Regions from separate parts of the Homo sapiens genome. Here region 2 is linked to region 1. A link is a loop called in an ENCODE intact Hi-C map of the cell type or tissue named here. Cell type or tissue: upper lobe of right lung. All regions are shown on one strand. Each heading gives the region's core, and the rest is flanking DNA. Links, peaks and the distances in the headings are about the cores only.

Evidence for each region. Hi-C counts contacts between places; a loop is a spot of excess contacts. Peaks named below come from ENCODE experiments on the same cell type or tissue, not always from the same donor. Only the 100,000 strongest peaks of a DNase experiment are listed, where the experiment ranks them.
Region 2: a loop joins it to region 1, with 4 times the contacts of the local background. A loop is called at or near these places in 104 of 110 quality-filtered maps.

The regions. Positions count from the first base shown.
Region 1 is chr3:189,957,327-189,965,649 of GRCh38, reverse strand. P3H2 (prolyl 3-hydroxylase 2) reads left to right here. Exons shown (of 15, transcript NM_018192.4): 14 at 1,552-1,692; 15 at 7,646-8,323. The coding sequence ends at 7,738. Among named protein-coding and RNA genes, the nearest start is that of MIR944, 130 kb to the right of the region's middle. In upper lobe of right lung, for the core only: CTCF peaks have their summits at 3,921 (motif pointing left) and 6,980 (motif pointing left); a DNase peak (open chromatin) is centred at 3,919.
Region 2 is chr3:190,198,659-190,207,000 of GRCh38, reverse strand. No RefSeq gene overlaps it. Among named protein-coding and RNA genes, the nearest start is that of P3H2-AS1, 82 kb to the right of the region's middle. In upper lobe of right lung, for the core only: a CTCF peak has its summit at 4,995 (motif pointing right); a DNase peak (open chromatin) is centred at 5,260; H3K4me3 peaks cover 590 bases.

The DNA.
Region 1 (8,323 bases), core at 324-8,323:
CTTCTATGTGGAAATGTACAAATTCCTTCTCCAGAAAAACAGAATCACATTGATACTGAGGACACGACTAACTCGTGAACTCTCTAGATTTACATCAGAACAGTTGCCTTGGTAAAGCTGTTTAGGAAAAGCAATTCCAGCAAAGACAAATCACTCTTCAGTTATTGTGAGTAGAAGAGTAAAAAGAAACTGACTGCTTTTTTTCTGCTCTTCCCTTTAACACTCACACACAAGTCACATATACACACACATGCAGACTCACACAGACATAAACACACACACATGCCCACATAAACACATATGCACCCACCTGTCTCTCTGGCTTTCCGACTCCTCCACCTACCTCTTACCTTCCATATGTAGTCACGTAGTCCGGGAGTACCTATGTTATGTAGCAACCAAGGACTTTAGGAAATTTTTCAAATATTCTTCCTGAAGCTAGCAGTGAAAAACCAGCCAGCTCATTTTATGCAGAAGGAAACCAAAGATTTACGGGCATATGTCAACTCAAGTCAATTCAGAAAATGGCTAGTGAGAACCAGTCCATGTTCTCACCTAGTAAAATGGCTAGTGCCACTTTTTTTTGGTTTTACTTTACTTTTCTGAACTATACAGAGGAATGAATAAAGTTTCTGTATTTCCCAAGAAAGACAAAATGGATTCTACTCACATGAGACACTTCTTTAAACACAGAAGCAAGGCCTCTAATATTCAGTTGCTTAAGCTCATTCAATTTGAAGAGGCAGCTTGTTTGATCTTCTACCCTGGCTCAGTGAGCCCAGCAGTATTTCTTTTTCTCTCACTACACTCTTCTACCTAAACGCTGTGGACAGCTCCACCTGAGCAGTGCATAAGCTGCGAAGGACTGTGTCAGTCTTAAAACACTTAAGGGTGATGGCGAATAGGCCACTCCAAGGGGTGTCGTGTTCTCACCACTAGAGATGTTCAAACAATGCCTAAACGACCACTGGGAAACAATAGTGTAAAGGAAATGAAATATCATACAGAATTATGACTTTTAAAAATGTTTGTATTGTGAAAAGCACATAAACCATGAATGTACAATTTAAAAATTAGAAAGCGTATACGCTCATGTAACCACTACCTAGATCAATAACAACTTTTCCAGCACTGCAGATGTCCTGTTTGTTTGTTTGTTAATTACACAAGTATGGAATGGACACCTACCTTGTATCCGGATGCTTTGCTAGTGCAAAAGCTACAGAAATGAATTATGAGAGGAAAACTTTGCCTTCTTTGAATTTGCAGGCTATCATATATATAGCATGTATTGAATGATTACTATGTATGTGGACTTTGCTACACGTTTTACTTGAACATCTTTTTATTTTCTGAGGTATATATTATTTTGACCTTACCTTTGTTTTACGGGTGAGAAAATTGAGATAATTTACATCATCTTCAATCCCAGGATTCCTTTATTCTTCGCCTCAGGCCTTAACTCAAATAATCTCATAGCCAGAGAAGCAGGAGTTGTGGAAATGTTTATGATACAACAATTGAAAGTCTAATTTTTGCTTTCTTTCTCAGGCCTCTATAAAACCAAAATGTGGGCGCATGATCAGCTTCTCATCTGGAGGAGAGAACCCTCATGGGGTGAAGGCAGTCACCAAGGGAAAGAGGTGTGCTGTGGCTCTGTGGTTCACCTTGGACCCACTTTATAGAGAATTGGTGAGTTTCTCACCCGCCCAGAAAGCCAATTAGGCTTGCTTCATGAACTGCTTTATCTGAGAAGTCCTTTAAATTGCTTCGTCTGAGGAAAAGAAGAGGGTAAAGGCAGTTCTTAATCAGATATGTTCTAGTAAGTGAAGATGTTTGTAGAAATAGCTGTGTCAATGATATTTGATAGTCACTAATCTGTCTTGAGCTTATTAACAAATTGTAAGGCTGGGCGTGGTGGCTCACTCCTATAACCCCAGAACTTTGGGAGGCCGAGGTGGGCAGATCACTTGAGGTCGGGAGTTCGAGACCAGCCTGATCAACATGCTGAAACCCCATCTCTACTAAAAATACAAAATTAGCTGGATGTGGTGGCATGCGCCTGTAGTTCCAGTTACTCGGGAAGCTGAGGCAGGAGAATCGCTTGAACCTGGGAGGCGTAAATTGCAGTAAGCCGAGATCGCACCACTGCACTTCAGCCTGGGCAACAGGGCAAGACTCTGTCTCAAAACAAAAACAAAAACCAAAACAACTCTGTGGCATCAGGGAGGAATCACTTTTTATTGGTCACCCAGAAGACGGATTTGTTTTCTCGCAAATCATAAGAAATAGTATTGAATCATTTATGAAACGTATTTGAAAGAGGGCAAGGAAACCTAAAAGATTATTATTACTTATTACTGTTATTACATTAAGTATTTCAATATTATTATATGCAAACTAGCTGAGGACACTTAGCTAGGAGGAGACCATGATCTCATCGTTTTGGAAGCCCGTGGGCAGATGTCATAGTCTCCACCTGTGGAGCTGCAGCGGTATGAATTAAGACCAATGGGTAGAAGCCCTGGAGGGAAAATTTGGGCTCCACACAAGGAATAACTTTCAAATAGTCACCACAGTTTGGCAGAATTGTCTGCTTTGGAAGCACTGATTGGATGGCTCCAATCAAAGCCCAGGCAACTGCTTAGCATGGAACGCTGAAATGGAATCTAAAACATCGTAGCAGAGGCTTAACTGGATGACCTCCAAATCTTCTCCAGCCCTAAGTATTGATGAAGCTATGAAATTCTATTCTTAAAACTGGCATTCTATCCAGTTTTCCTTGTTAGGTTCCTAAGTTGAATCCAATTTCATCAGAAACTATTTAAAAATAATGCGTTTTTCTCATATACTTTTCACCATCAAATCTAACTTACAAAGTGTTTCCCCACATTCCCTAAGCCATTCTTTCACATATTTTACAAAAGACCTATTGTGACCTTTTATTGTACAGAAGAGCTATTATTATCTGCCTTGGAAACTCTGCTAGATAGGCCCTAGGGGTAGAAGGGTGAACAGAACAAGGTCCTGGACTATGAGGAGCTTGGACAGAACAGCTAGTAAATACGCTGTAAGAAGAGAACAGTATATGTTTTGTAGCAGGGAATCAAGGAAGACTTCTATAAGCTCAGACCTAGAAGCAAAGACGATAGCCAGGCATAGAAAAAATGGCCCTGGCTGGGCGTGGTGGCTCACGCCTATAATCCCTGCACTTTTGGAGGCCTAGGTGGGTGGATCACCTGAGGTCAGGAGTTGGAGACCAGCCTGGCCAACATGGTGAAACCCCATCTCTACTAAAAATACAAAAATTAGCCTGGCGTGGTGGCACGCACCTGTAATCCCAGCTGCTCGGGAGCCTGAGGCAGGGGAATCGCTTGAACCCAGGAGGTGGAGGCTGCAGTTGCAGTGAGCTGAGATCACTCCACCACACTGTAACCTGGGCGACAAGAGTGAGACTCTGTCTTAAAAAAAAAAAAAAAAAAAAAAAAGAAGAAGAAGAAAAAGAAAGAAAGGCCCTGACAAAAGGACCAGAGCACAGAGTCCTGAAAACCTCAAGGGAGCAGCAAACAATTGCCTTCCCCTATCATTACTTTATATCCTGGTATTTTCCATCTCCAAAATGTTAGCATTCCATCAAAGCATTTTTTTTTAAACTAAGGAACCTATGTCAATGGGTAGACAGTGAAGATAAAATTATTGAAATATTACCTCACTATTCTAGTATTCAATTCAGCAGACATTTAATCTATTTCATCATTCAGTATCCAAACTCCCTTTTCCAAGGTATTGTTCTCTCAAAATAAGCTAACACAAAGTAAGTTCTCTTTGCTCCTTTGTAATAGGAAACATCAACGCCAGCGTCCCTTCCTCTGATGGAAAAGTACTAGAAAACCTCTCCAGTCTTCAGGCCGTAGCGGCATCTAGTGGCCACAGTGGGAAATGACCAGAACTTTTTCCTCAGCTAAATTAGCCCAGGCTGTGAATCATTCTTTGCTACACGTGGAGATCATCTATTGATCGTTACAAACTACTAACATCTGTGTTTCAGGAGTTTTAAGAGCTCCCCAGGTGATTCTAACGTGCAGCAGCAGAGTTTGGGAGTTCCTGGCCTAGACGTCTTTTTGCAGATTGAATCTCAGAAAAAAAAAATGCCTACCTATGAACAAGTCATTAGAGCTGGCCGATTCTCATGCTTATTATGAATTACTTTAAAGGGTCTCAGTTCTCAAGGAGTATTTAGCAACATCCTTTTAAGGATGCAAGGATGTTCGAAGCTTCATATATATTGGTTCCAGCTCTTGAATTTCTTTCCCTTAATGAGAAACAAGATTACAATCATTTCTTGTGGTCAACAGATGTGAAAGCTTTGTATGTGTGTCGATTTGTTAAGTATCAGGATTGTTTTCCTTGGCCGGGCACGGTGGCTCAGTCCTGTAATCCTAGCACTTGGGGAGGCCGAGGCGGGCAGATCACCTGAGGTCAGGGGTTCGAAACCAGCCTGGCCAACATGGCGAAACCCCGTCTCTACTAAAATTACAAAAATTAGCCAGGCATGGTGGCATATGCCTGTAATCCCAGCTACTGGGGAGGCTGAGGCAGGAGAATCACTTGAATCCAGGAGGTGGAGGTTGCTGTAACCCGAGATCGCACCACTGCACTCCAACCTGGGCAACAGAGTGAGACTCTGTCTTGAAAAAAAAAAAAAAGATTGTTTTCCTTATATTTGTAAAGTAGTACTTGGGCTTTTTATTTAGATGTGGCAGCAACTTAATTTTCTGTTATTTAGTATATCTAGTCCTTTTAGTTGCCTTTTTGTAAACATTTTTTATTACAAGCTCTTGCATGAAAGGGGCTTTGTTTTCAATTCATAAAATAGTTATTTATTTAACTTACTGTGCGCAGGCACTGTGTTAAAGACCGCCTATGGGGAATGCACACTAGTAGGATATAATTCCTATTTTCAAGGAGCTTGAAGTCAAATTGGAGAAATAATACAAGGACCCAACTAATTAAACCACAAGGCAAGTTTTGGTAAGAATCCTTAGCAGCAAATGCGTGGTTTGAGGGATATCAAAAAGCAATCCAAAAAGGCTTCTTTGAGGAGATGGCATTTGAAAAAAAGCTTTAAAAGATCAATTTCTTTAGGGAGAGGCATTTTAGACAGAGAAAGGCTTCATCCATTTACACATTTACTCATCAAAGAAAATAGAACTCTTGCCACATGTCAGTGGCTTTTCTGAGCACTGAAAATACAGTAGTGACCAAGAAGATAAGATGCCCTGCTCTTCTGGAGCTTACATTCTAGTGGAAGGAAACAGATCCCAAAAAAGTAAAAAATAAATAAATAATCGAGAGATTTTTCACACGGTGACCAATGATGTGTGGAAAATGGAACAAGACAACTGATTCTGGAGTGAAAGGGTAGGAGCGGCAAATTGTGAGGCCTCGCCAAACAAGTGGCATGTGAGCTGAAACCTAATAAATTAGAAGTCCACTAGGATAAATGTCTGGAGGAGAGTATTCCAGGCAGAGGACAAGCTGCAAAGGCCCAGAGACAATAAGATGTTTGGAGTCACCAAGAAACAAAGAAAGCCAGAGCATCTGGAATATGGCAGACAAGAGGGAGAGTGGCTTCAGTAGAGGACGTGGAGGCGGCAGGAGTCGGATTCCACAGGCTGATTGGGAAATGCGAATTGTATTCTAACTAGTGGAAAGTCATGTAGTCCCCACACCCCAACACACACACACACACACACACACACACACACACACACACACACACACACACATATCTCCTCCAGTCCTGGAGAGTTACAGGATACAGAAGATTACTTTAGCTAACATGTGGTCTTGGACTGGAGTAGTAATAGAGAAGGTAAAAAGAGATGGAAGATTTGAGATACAATTTGGAGGTAGACCAGCTGCACCTGCTGATGGATTAATGTGAGGAATAAAAGAAAGCGTAGAATATAATGGGAGCATCCAGAGAAACACTTAATTCAGAATCGGATTAGGGAATTCTTTTGAAAGTGTTACATTCAGGGAGCTTGAGGTAAGTTAAGAAGTTGGAATATAAGGTGAGGAGAAGGGAGGCAAAATAAACCTAAAGAAGAGAGAAAGGTATGAATAAGAAGAGAGAACAAACACCACATATTCTCACTCATAGGTGGGAATTGAACAATGAGAACACATGGACACAGGAAGGGGAATATCACACTCTGGGGACTGTTGTGGGGTGGGGGGAGGGGGGAGGGATAGCATTGGGAGATATACCTAATGCTAGATGACGAGTTAGTGGGTGCAGCGCACCAGCATGGCACATGTATACATATGTAACTAACCTGCACATTGTGCACATGTACCCTAAAACTTAAAGTATAATAATAAAAAATAAATAAATAAATAAAAGAAAAAAAAAAGAAGAGACAGGTGTAAAGCAACTTCTTATAAGCACACCAAGAAAAGTAGACCTGAAACTTCAAGCAGTAGGGACCCATTGAAGAGCTGTGAGTAGGAAAGAGATATAATCAGATATAAGCCAGTAGGATTCATTAGAAGCATGTGAGGGTGAGTAGTGAAACAGCGAGAGCAATTTGGAGGCTGCGGCAGTAATTAAGAGATGATGAGGGCTTACAATGGTGGCTCTCAAGAGGGAGCGATTGGCCGGGTGCAGTGGCTCACTCCTGTAATCCCAGCACTTTGGGAGGGCGAGGCGGGTGGATCACCTGAGGTCGGGAGTTTGAGACCAAGCCTGGTCAACATGGTAAAAATATAAAAAATTAGCCGGGCATGGTGGTGAGCGCCTGTAAACCCAGGTACTTGGGAGGCTGAGGCAGGAGAATCGCTTGAACCCGGGAGGCAGAGGTTGCAGTGAGCCGAGATCGCGTCACTGGACTCCAGCCTGGGCAACAAGAGCAAAATTCCATCTCAAAAAAAAAAAAAAAAAAAAAGAGGGAGCAATGTTGCCCTCTAGTGGACATTTGGCAATATCTGGGGGTTGGTGGGGGAGGTTGTTACTGACACCTGTGGTAGGTAGAGAGGACGGGGTGTCGCTGAGCATCCTGCAGGGCACAGGGCAGCACCACCCTCCCACCCCCCAACAAATAATTATCTGGTCTAAAAATGTCAATCAGACCAAAATTGAGAAACCCTGACCTAAACTCCGGCAACAATAGTGCATTGAGGAGAAAGGGGCAGAGACAGCAGATAGAACAGAATAGGTGACTTATCAGATGCAGGAAACCATGGTCGGGCTTTTAAGGCAAATAGGTGAGCGATGTTGGTCTTTACCGAGAGAGAGCCTACGTGAAGAACAGAGCAGGTTCTTGGGGAGAAAATGGTGAATTCAGCTTGACCACTGAACTGAGTTGGAGATGGCTATGGGGCCATGAATTAGAAAGAGTAGGAAGCAGTTGAACATACAGTCGTTCTTTGCAGGAGAGAAAATCTTAGAAAGTAATTGCTTAGGACCCAGGAATGTTAGGAGAAGGCATCTGTCTGGGGATGAAGAGGAGGTGTTCAATGCTTAACTGGATATAGCATCAACCCATGTACAGATGGATGCCAGGAAGTGTTTGGGAAGCGTCTGCTGATGAGACTGATTATTATGCTTGTAACAGAAATGTGTAAATTGTCTTTTTTGCAGGAGCGAATACAGGCTGATGAAGTGATTGCAATTCTGGATCAAGAACAGCAAGGGAAGCATGAACTGAATATCAACCCTAAAGATGAGCTATAAAAATGAGAAAGAATGTTCTATCAAATATTTATTTAAATTGTTAATCTTATGAGAACCTTTTTATTTTTGTACAGAGCCATGGTATAAATTAACAGGTTAATGTCAGTCATCAGATCTTCCTTCTCTTCCTAAGGATGCTTGTGTTGCCTCAATCTATCAATCTATCTTTCTTGTTTTGGGTTGTTTTCTCTCTCTCTCTCTCTCTCTCTCTTCTTAGAGACATGGTCTAACCATGTTGTCTAGGATATAGGGCAGTGGCTATTCACAGATGTGATGATAGCACACTGGAGCCTCAAACTCTTAGGCTCAGGCGATCCTTCAAGCCTCCCGGGGAGCTGGGACCACAGGCACGTGCCACCACACCCAGCTCTCTTTCTTGGTTTTTCATCATTTCATGTATCTATCAAAGCCCAGTTCACCTCCTCCCCCAAACACACACACACACACACACACACACACACACACACACAATTAAGTTGCTGCAAATTCAAAAGCTTAGAGAGAATAAGCTTCTTGGTGGTGAAACTACAACTCTCACGTGTGCTCCAGTTCTAAAATTAACCTGTGCCTGGTCTCTGAAGCCCT
Region 2 (8,342 bases), core at 212-8,211, 240 kb before region 1:
TATTCAGTTTGAGGAGACAGAAAACAAATGCACAGGCCGGGTGCGGTGGCTCACGTCTGTAATCCCAGCACTTTGGGAGGCTGAGGTGGGTGGATCACGAGGTCAGATCCAGACCATCCTGGCCAACATGGTGAAACCCCGTCTCTACTAAAAATATAAAAATTAGCTGGGCATGGTGGTGTGTGCCTGAAGTCCCAGCTACTCGGGAGGCCAAGGCAGGATAATCCCTTGAACTAGGGAGGCGGAGGCTGCAGTGAGCCGAGATCATGCCACTGCACTCCAGCCTGGCAACAGAGTGAGATTCTGTCAAAAAAAAAAAAAAAAAAAAAAAAGGAAAGAAAGAAAGAAAAGAAAAAGAAAAAATATATACGATATCAGATGGTGATGAATCTGAGTAGTCAAGGAAGTCTCAATATGAAGGTGATACTTGAGTAAAAGCTTAATATAAGTGAGGTAATGAGTGACAAAATACAGGCTGAGGAAAGAGGAAGAACATGGGCCTTATGTCCAGACTATGCCTCGAGGCTCTGAAGATTTGAAAGAGTGCAGGTGACCATGCCTGCTCTACTAAAATCAAACCACAGAGGGATAAGGGTGGAAATCAGGAAACCAGTTAGGAGGCTGTTTCAGTCATTCAGGTAAGTGATGATGGTGGTTCAGACCACAGTAGTAAGAATGGAGGTGAGAGATGATTGGATTCTTCATATATCTTGAAAGCACAGCCAATAATTGGGCTGTACAAATTGCCGACAAATTGGATGGAGGACATGAGAGAAAGAAATTTCAAATATGACATCTAGAATTTTGGCCTGGTCCACTGGAATGATGAAGTTTCTATTGACTGAAATCTAGAAGATTAAGGTAAGAACAGATTTGGAAGAGAGGATCAAAAGTTTGCTTTTCAAGTAAAGTTTGAGATAAATATTAGGTATAGAAAAGAAGATATCAAGCAGGTAGGTAGATGTATGAGTTTGTATGTTAGAGGAAGAGTCTGAGAAAGAAATATCAACTGGGGTGTCATCAGCATAGAGTGAGTCAAGTGGTGAATAGAGAACGCTGAATCATAGAACCAAAAGACCAAATGATGTCACCAAGGAATAAGTATAGACAAAGATATGAGAACTGAGCCTTGGGGAACTGTAACAGGAGGTGGGGGAGATGAACAGGAACCAAGAAAAGAGACTCAGTATGAGTGGCCATTGAAGAAAGTCAGGAAAATATTGTTTTGGAAAGCAAGTAAAGAAAGTTATTTTACTTAAGTGTATTTTCCATTTTTTCACTATTATTAAATATAATGCAAGCAAGGAGCATACATCTTTGTGCACATATGTGAATATTTCCTTAAGATTGATTCCAGAAGTAGAATTGCTATGTCAAAAATAAGTGGATTTTAAAATTTTATAGTTTCTGTTGAACTGCCTTCCAAAAATGCTTCACCAATTCATTACTGTACAAGAGTATTTGAGGGTGCCTATTTTCCTATAGTATCATACACTCCTAATATTACAAACTTTAAAAACAAATAAATATCTTATTTTAATTTTAATCTGCATTTCTTATCAGTATTAAGGTTGAACATCTTTTATCAGTTTTTGGGCCATTTGTACTTCTTCAGTGAATCACAGTCAAAATAATTTGCCTGTCTTCTATTGATTTGTTTTCTTATTGATGTGTCGAACCACTTTTATATTCTGAATGTCATTTCCAGTCTGTCATTTGTTGTTAACTTTGTTTGTGGTGTCTTTCATCACAGAGAATTGAAAATTTGTACGTAGTTAAGTGTGTTAAACCTTTTCTTTATGGCTTTAGGGCTGTGTTTTGCTTAGGCTCTCCAACCATATGGTTATAAAAATTATTCTGCATTTTCTCCTTAACACTTTGTATTAGTTTGTTCTCATGCTGCTAATAAAGACATACTCAAGACTGGGTAATTTATGAAGAAAAAAATGTTTAGTGGACTCACAGTGCCACATGGTTGGGGAGGCCACACAATCATGGCAGAAGACAAAAGACCCAACTAACTTGGTGGCAGACAAGAAGAGAATGAGACCCAAGTGAAAGGGGTTTCCCCTTATAAAACCATCAGATCTCACGAGACTTATTCACTACCATGAGAGCAATATGGGGGAAACTGCTCCCATGATTCAATTACCACCAACCAGGTCCCTCCTATAACACATGGGAATTATGGAAGTTATAATTCAAGATCAGATTCGGGTAGGGACACAGCCAAACCACATCATTCCACCCCTGGCCCTTCACAAATCTCACATTTCAAAACCAATCATGCCTTCCCAACAGTCCTTCGAAGTCTTAACTCATTTCAACATTAACTCAAATGTCCACCATCCAAAGTCTCATCTGAGACAAGGCAAGTCCCTTCCACCCATGAGCCTGTAAAACCAAAAGCAAGTTAGTTACTTCCTAAATACAATGGGGATATAGGCATTAGATAAATACACCCATTCCAAACAGGAGAAATTGGCCAAAATGAAGGGGCTAAAACCCCATGCAAGTCCAAAATCCAGTGGGGCAGTCAAATTTTAAAGCTCCAGAATGACCTCCTTTGACTCCAGGTCTCACATCCAGGTCACGCTGATGCAAGAGACGGGCTCTCATGGTCTTGGGCAACTCTGCCTCTGTGGCTTTACAGGGTACAGCCTCCCTCCTGGTTGCTTTCATGGGTTGGTGCTGAGTGTCTGTGGCTTTTCCAGGTGCACGATGCCAGCTGTCAGTGGATCTATCATTCTGGGGTCTGGCAGATAGTGGCCCTCTTCTCACAGCTCCACTAGGCAGTGTCCCAGTGGGAATTCTGTGTGGCAGCTTCAACCCCTTCCACACTGCCCTAGAAGAGGTTCTCTATGAGCACCCTGCCCCTGCAGCAAACTTCTGCCTGGACATACAGGCTTTTCCATACATCCTGCGAAATATAGGCAAAGGTTCCCAAACCTCAATTCTTGATTTCTGAGCACCCACGGGCCCAACACCTCCTGGAAGCTGCCAATGCTTTGGCCTTGCACCCTCTGAAGCCATGGTCTGAGCTGTATCTTGTCCCCTTTTAGTCAAGGCTAGAGTGGCTAGGATGCAGGGCACCAAGTCTCTAGGCTGCACAGAGCAGAGGGGTCCTGGACCAGGCTCAGGAAATCATTTTTTCCTCTTAGGCCTCTGGACCTGTGATGGAAGGGGCTGCTGCATGTCTCTGACATGCCCTGGAGATATTTTCCCCATTGTTTTAGAGATTAACATTTGTCTCCTGATTACTTATGCAAATTTCTGCAGCTGGCTTGAATTTCTCCTCAGAAAATGGGTTTTTCTTTTCTATCACATCATCAGGCTGCAAATTATCCAAACTTTCATGCTCTGTTTCCCTTTTAAAATTGAACGCTTTTAACAGAACATAAGTCACATCTTGAAGGCTTTGCTGCTTAGAAATTTCTTCTGCCAGATACCCTAAATCATCTCCCTCAATTTCAAAGTTCTGCAAATCTCTAGGGCAGTGGCAAAATGCCACCAGTCTCCTTGCTAAAATATAGCAAGAGTCACCTTATTCCAGTTCCCAACAAATTCCTCATCTCCATCTGAGATGACCTCAGCCTGAATTTCATCGTCCATATCATTATCAGCATTTTGGTCAAAGCCATTGAAAATGTTTCCAGGAAGTTCCAAACTTTCCCACATTTTCCTGTCTTCTTCTGAGCCCTCCAAACTGTTCCAACACCTGCTTGTTACCCAGTTCCAACACCACTTCCATATTTTTGGGTATCTTTACAGCAGTACCCCAGTCTACCAGTACCAATTTAATGTATTAGTCTGTTCTCATGCTGCTGACAAAGACATACCCAAGACTGGACAATTTACAAAGAAGAAAAGAGGTTTAATAGACTCACAGTTCCACTTGGCTGGGGAGGTCTCACACTCACGGCAGAAGGTGAAAGGTACATCTTACATGGGAGCAGTTTAGGAGAGAATGAAAGCCAAGCAAAAGGGGTTTCCCCTTATAAAACCATCAGATGTCATGGGACTCATTCACTACCATGAGAACAGTATGGGGGAACTGCCCCCATGATTCAATTACCTTCTACCAGGTCCCTCCGACAACATATGGGAATTATGGGAGCTACAATTCAAGATGAGATTTGGGTGGGGACACAGCCAAACCATATCACACTTACATAGACTTTTTTGTCACATCTAGCTCTCTAAACATAAGAAATTCATATTGGTATATAGCTTAAAGTTGAAAACAACTCTATTTTTTCCCAATGCGTGGTAAATTTTTAAAACATCATTCATGAAATACTTGCTCTCTTTTTCCCCCACCAACTTAAAATGTCACTTCAAATATCAGCTGTCAATACTTTTCATGAGTTTCTTCCTGGACTCTATGCGATTCAGCTGGCCTACTTGTTTACTTTTGCATATTTTGTGTCTTTTAATGACTGTTATGTTATGGTGCATTTTATATCTTAAGCAAGCCCTTTTTCTTCTCCTTTCTTTTTCATTTTTCTTTTGTTATTGTTTCACATTTTCTCTTACATTTGAACTATACTACCAAGTTATAATATTCAAATATACAAACAACATTCTTTGGGGGTTTTGCCTGTGATATTTTCAGACCTGTAGCTTACTCTGGAAGATGTATGCATATTATAATAATAAATATTTTAACAATTACAATATATCCCTTCATTATTCTATGTTCCTTAGTAGGGTTCTACAATTTTCCTTATAAATATCTTGTTCATTTCATGTTAGGCTTATTCCTACTTAATTTATGATTTTATTTCCTAGAACTTTATGAGAAGGAATATTCTGAACGGGTGCCCAATATCAACCTTAAGAGAAGGATATACCTCATATTTTTATTTTCCTAGCTCTATTGCCTGGCCTCCAATATACACTTAGTATGTACTATAATTAAAATACACCTTCGGGTAAATTTCGGTTTGGTTTTCTTTTAACCCATTACTTCTCAATGTACAGTGATAACATAATAAAACAAGCCACAAGATGGCAGAATAAGCCATCTTTCCTGGACTTATAGGAAGGTTTTTAGACAAGAAACTGATCACGACTTGCTCATGGAGAAGAATAAATTATTTTATACTCCACAATGAACCAGCATACTGACAATAGTATTAATCTTTTTCTTTTTTTTTTTTTTTTTTTTTTGAGACGGAGCCTCGCTCTGTCGCCCAGGCTGGAGTGCAGTAGCGCGATCTCGGCTCACTGCAAGCCCCGCCTCCCGGGTTCACGCCATTCTCCAGCCTCCCGAGTAACTGGGACTACAGGCGCCCACAACCACTCCCGGCTAAGTTTTTGTATTTTTAGTAGAGACGGGGTTTCACCGTTTTAGCCAGGATGGTCTCGATCTCCTGACCTCGTGATCCGCCCGCCTCTGCCTCCCAAAGTGCTGGGATTACAAGCGTGAGCCACCGCGCCCGGCCAACAGTATTAATCTTAAAACAAAAACTTCAATATAAAATAAAGAAAATACTTCTGACGGTAAAAACTATTACCATAAATTATACTTTACTAAATCCTTCATTCATATACATATACGAATACTATATAGAGAGAGTACTTTCTCTAATTCTTCTTCTTTACTCCACTGCAGAACTGTGGGTACTCAGTAGAGTTTAGTTTCTCATCTTCTGCTTTACTCTATTCTTTTTGTTTTTCTCTCTTCAAATAACTTATCTACTCTGATGCCAAACATCACCTCTGTGCCCACACCCGTCAAACTGTATTCATGGCCCTAAACTCAATTTCATTCTAAAGCCTTATTTATTTATTTATTTTAAGTTACATGTGCAGGATCTACAGGTTTGTTACATAGGTAAATGTGCAGGGTACATGTGCAGGATGTGCAGGTTTGTTACATTGGTAAACGTGTGCCATGGTGGTTTGCTGCACCTATCAACCTATCACCTAGGTATTAAGCCCAGCATGCAATAGCTATTTTTCCTGATGCTCTCCCTTCCACCACCCCCACCCCTGAGGTTTATGTCAAACCTCATATATATATAATATATAATATATTTTATTATATATAATATATATAATATATAATATATTTTATTATATATTATATATAATATATATTATATTTTATTATATATAATATATATAATATATAATATATTTTATTATATATTATATATAATATATATTATATTTTATTATATATAATATATATAATATATAATATATTTTATTAATATTATATATATTATATATATGAGGTTTGACATAAAAATATATTGACATATATATACACACACACATATACATATATATGAGGTTTGACATAAATATATATATACACATATATATGCGTGTGTATATATATATACACACACACACACACATATACTTGAATTATGTTTGCAAGGTGAGTTGCTGTTCTTCTTAAAGAGGTAGGCCAGGCAACTCTTTTATTAAGAAATGACTGACCGGGTGCGGTCGCTCACGCCTGTAATCCCAGCACTTTGGGAGGCCGAGGCGGGCGGATCACAAGGTCAGGAGATCGAGACCATCCTGGCTAACATGGTGGAACCCCATCTCTACTACAAATACAAAAAATTAGCTGGGTGTGGTGGCGGGAGCCTGTAGTCCCAGCTGCTGGGGAGGCAAGGCAGGAGAACAGCGTTAATCCAGGAGGCGGAGCTTGTAGTGAGCTGAGATGGTGCCACTGCACTCCATCCTGGGCGACAGAGTGAGACTCCGTCTCAAAAAAAAAAAAAAGAAATGATTCCTGCTTGCTCCTATCCCTGAGGAGATATATATATATATATATTCAGACTGCTGTTGCCCTTGTTGCCCAGGCTGGAGCTGGAGCGCAGTGGCACAATCGCAACTCACTGCAACCTCCGCCTCCCGGGTTCAAGTGATTCTCCTGCCTCAGCCTCCCAGGTAGCTGGGATTACAGGTGTGCCCACCATGCACGGCCAATTTTTGTATTTTTAATAGAGATGGGGTTTCACCATGTTGGCCAGGCTGGTCAAGAACCCCTGACCTCAAGTGATCCACCCACCTCAGCCTCCGAAAGTGTTGGAATTACAGGTGTGAGCCACAACGCCTGGCCCAAACCTCATACTTTTAACAATCATCTAACATGGCCTGTACATTACCTGAGTCCTTCTCTTCCTCTAGGGCACACAGATTATCAGCATTTACCTCTCTTAATGTTTTTTCAGCCAATACTTTTGAAATAGTAAGTTATGGCCTATTACTGAGTTGTGAAACCAATTTAGTTCATTGCATCCAGCAATATAAAAAAATAAAATAAAATATGGTAGTAAAATGTCAGAGTTTAATAATATAGTAAGGGCAAATATTACTTCTGTGAGATACTGTTTCAGCTAAATATATGCATCTATATGTATACTGGGTTGCGATAAAAATGTATTTCATACTGCAAGTCACACTCAAAAAAGTTTGAAGAAGAAAAAAGAAATATTCTAGAATCTCTCAGACTATCTTGCTTATTGTAATGGAGGACTGATCACTGTAACAGATATAATAACAATTAAAAAGTTTGAAAAATTGCAATAATAACCAAAATGTGACACAGAGAAATGAAGTGAGTGCTGTCAAAAAAATGGTACCAGTAGACTTGCTTGATGCAAGGTCGCCATAAACCTTCAATTTATTAAAAAAAAAAAAAGCAATATGTGCAAAACACAATAAAGCAAAGCACAATAAAAAGTAAAATAAGGTATGTAAGGTATGTTAAGGTATGTTGTATTAACAACATAATCTTTCTGTTAATTACTTAGAATTGAAATCTCAAAATGAGTATTAGCTTAGATGTTGGGAGCATTCACTTTGGACTCAGAAGAATCTGGCTTTGAATATCTGCCTTACCACATTTTTTTCTCTGCCTTTATGCAAGTAACTTAGCATCTCTAATTCTCAGACTTTCTCATTTATAAAATGAATTTATGATAATGTCTACATGACAGAGTTATCAAGATGAATGCTACAATACTTTCAAACACTTAACACAGTGTCAGGCAAATACTAAGAACACAATAAACAGTAATTATTGTTTTCAATAGTAGTAGCAATCTAGAAAGAAGTCAAGGGAACTTGCCAAGTCTTTTGGTATGATCTGGATTCTTCTGAGCTTTTTAACCTCCATTGTACTTGGCTTAATGTATAGTGCACAGAATAATAGGATGTACATGTGGTAAATTGTCTAGCTTAATGTTCTCTAATTGCTCATTTTAATAATTTTACTAATCTTTTAATAATAATAGCCTTCTGTTTGCCTTTTTATATGAAAGAATTAATTTTTTTCCAAAAATTATATTTATGCTCCATCATTTTGTAGTAAA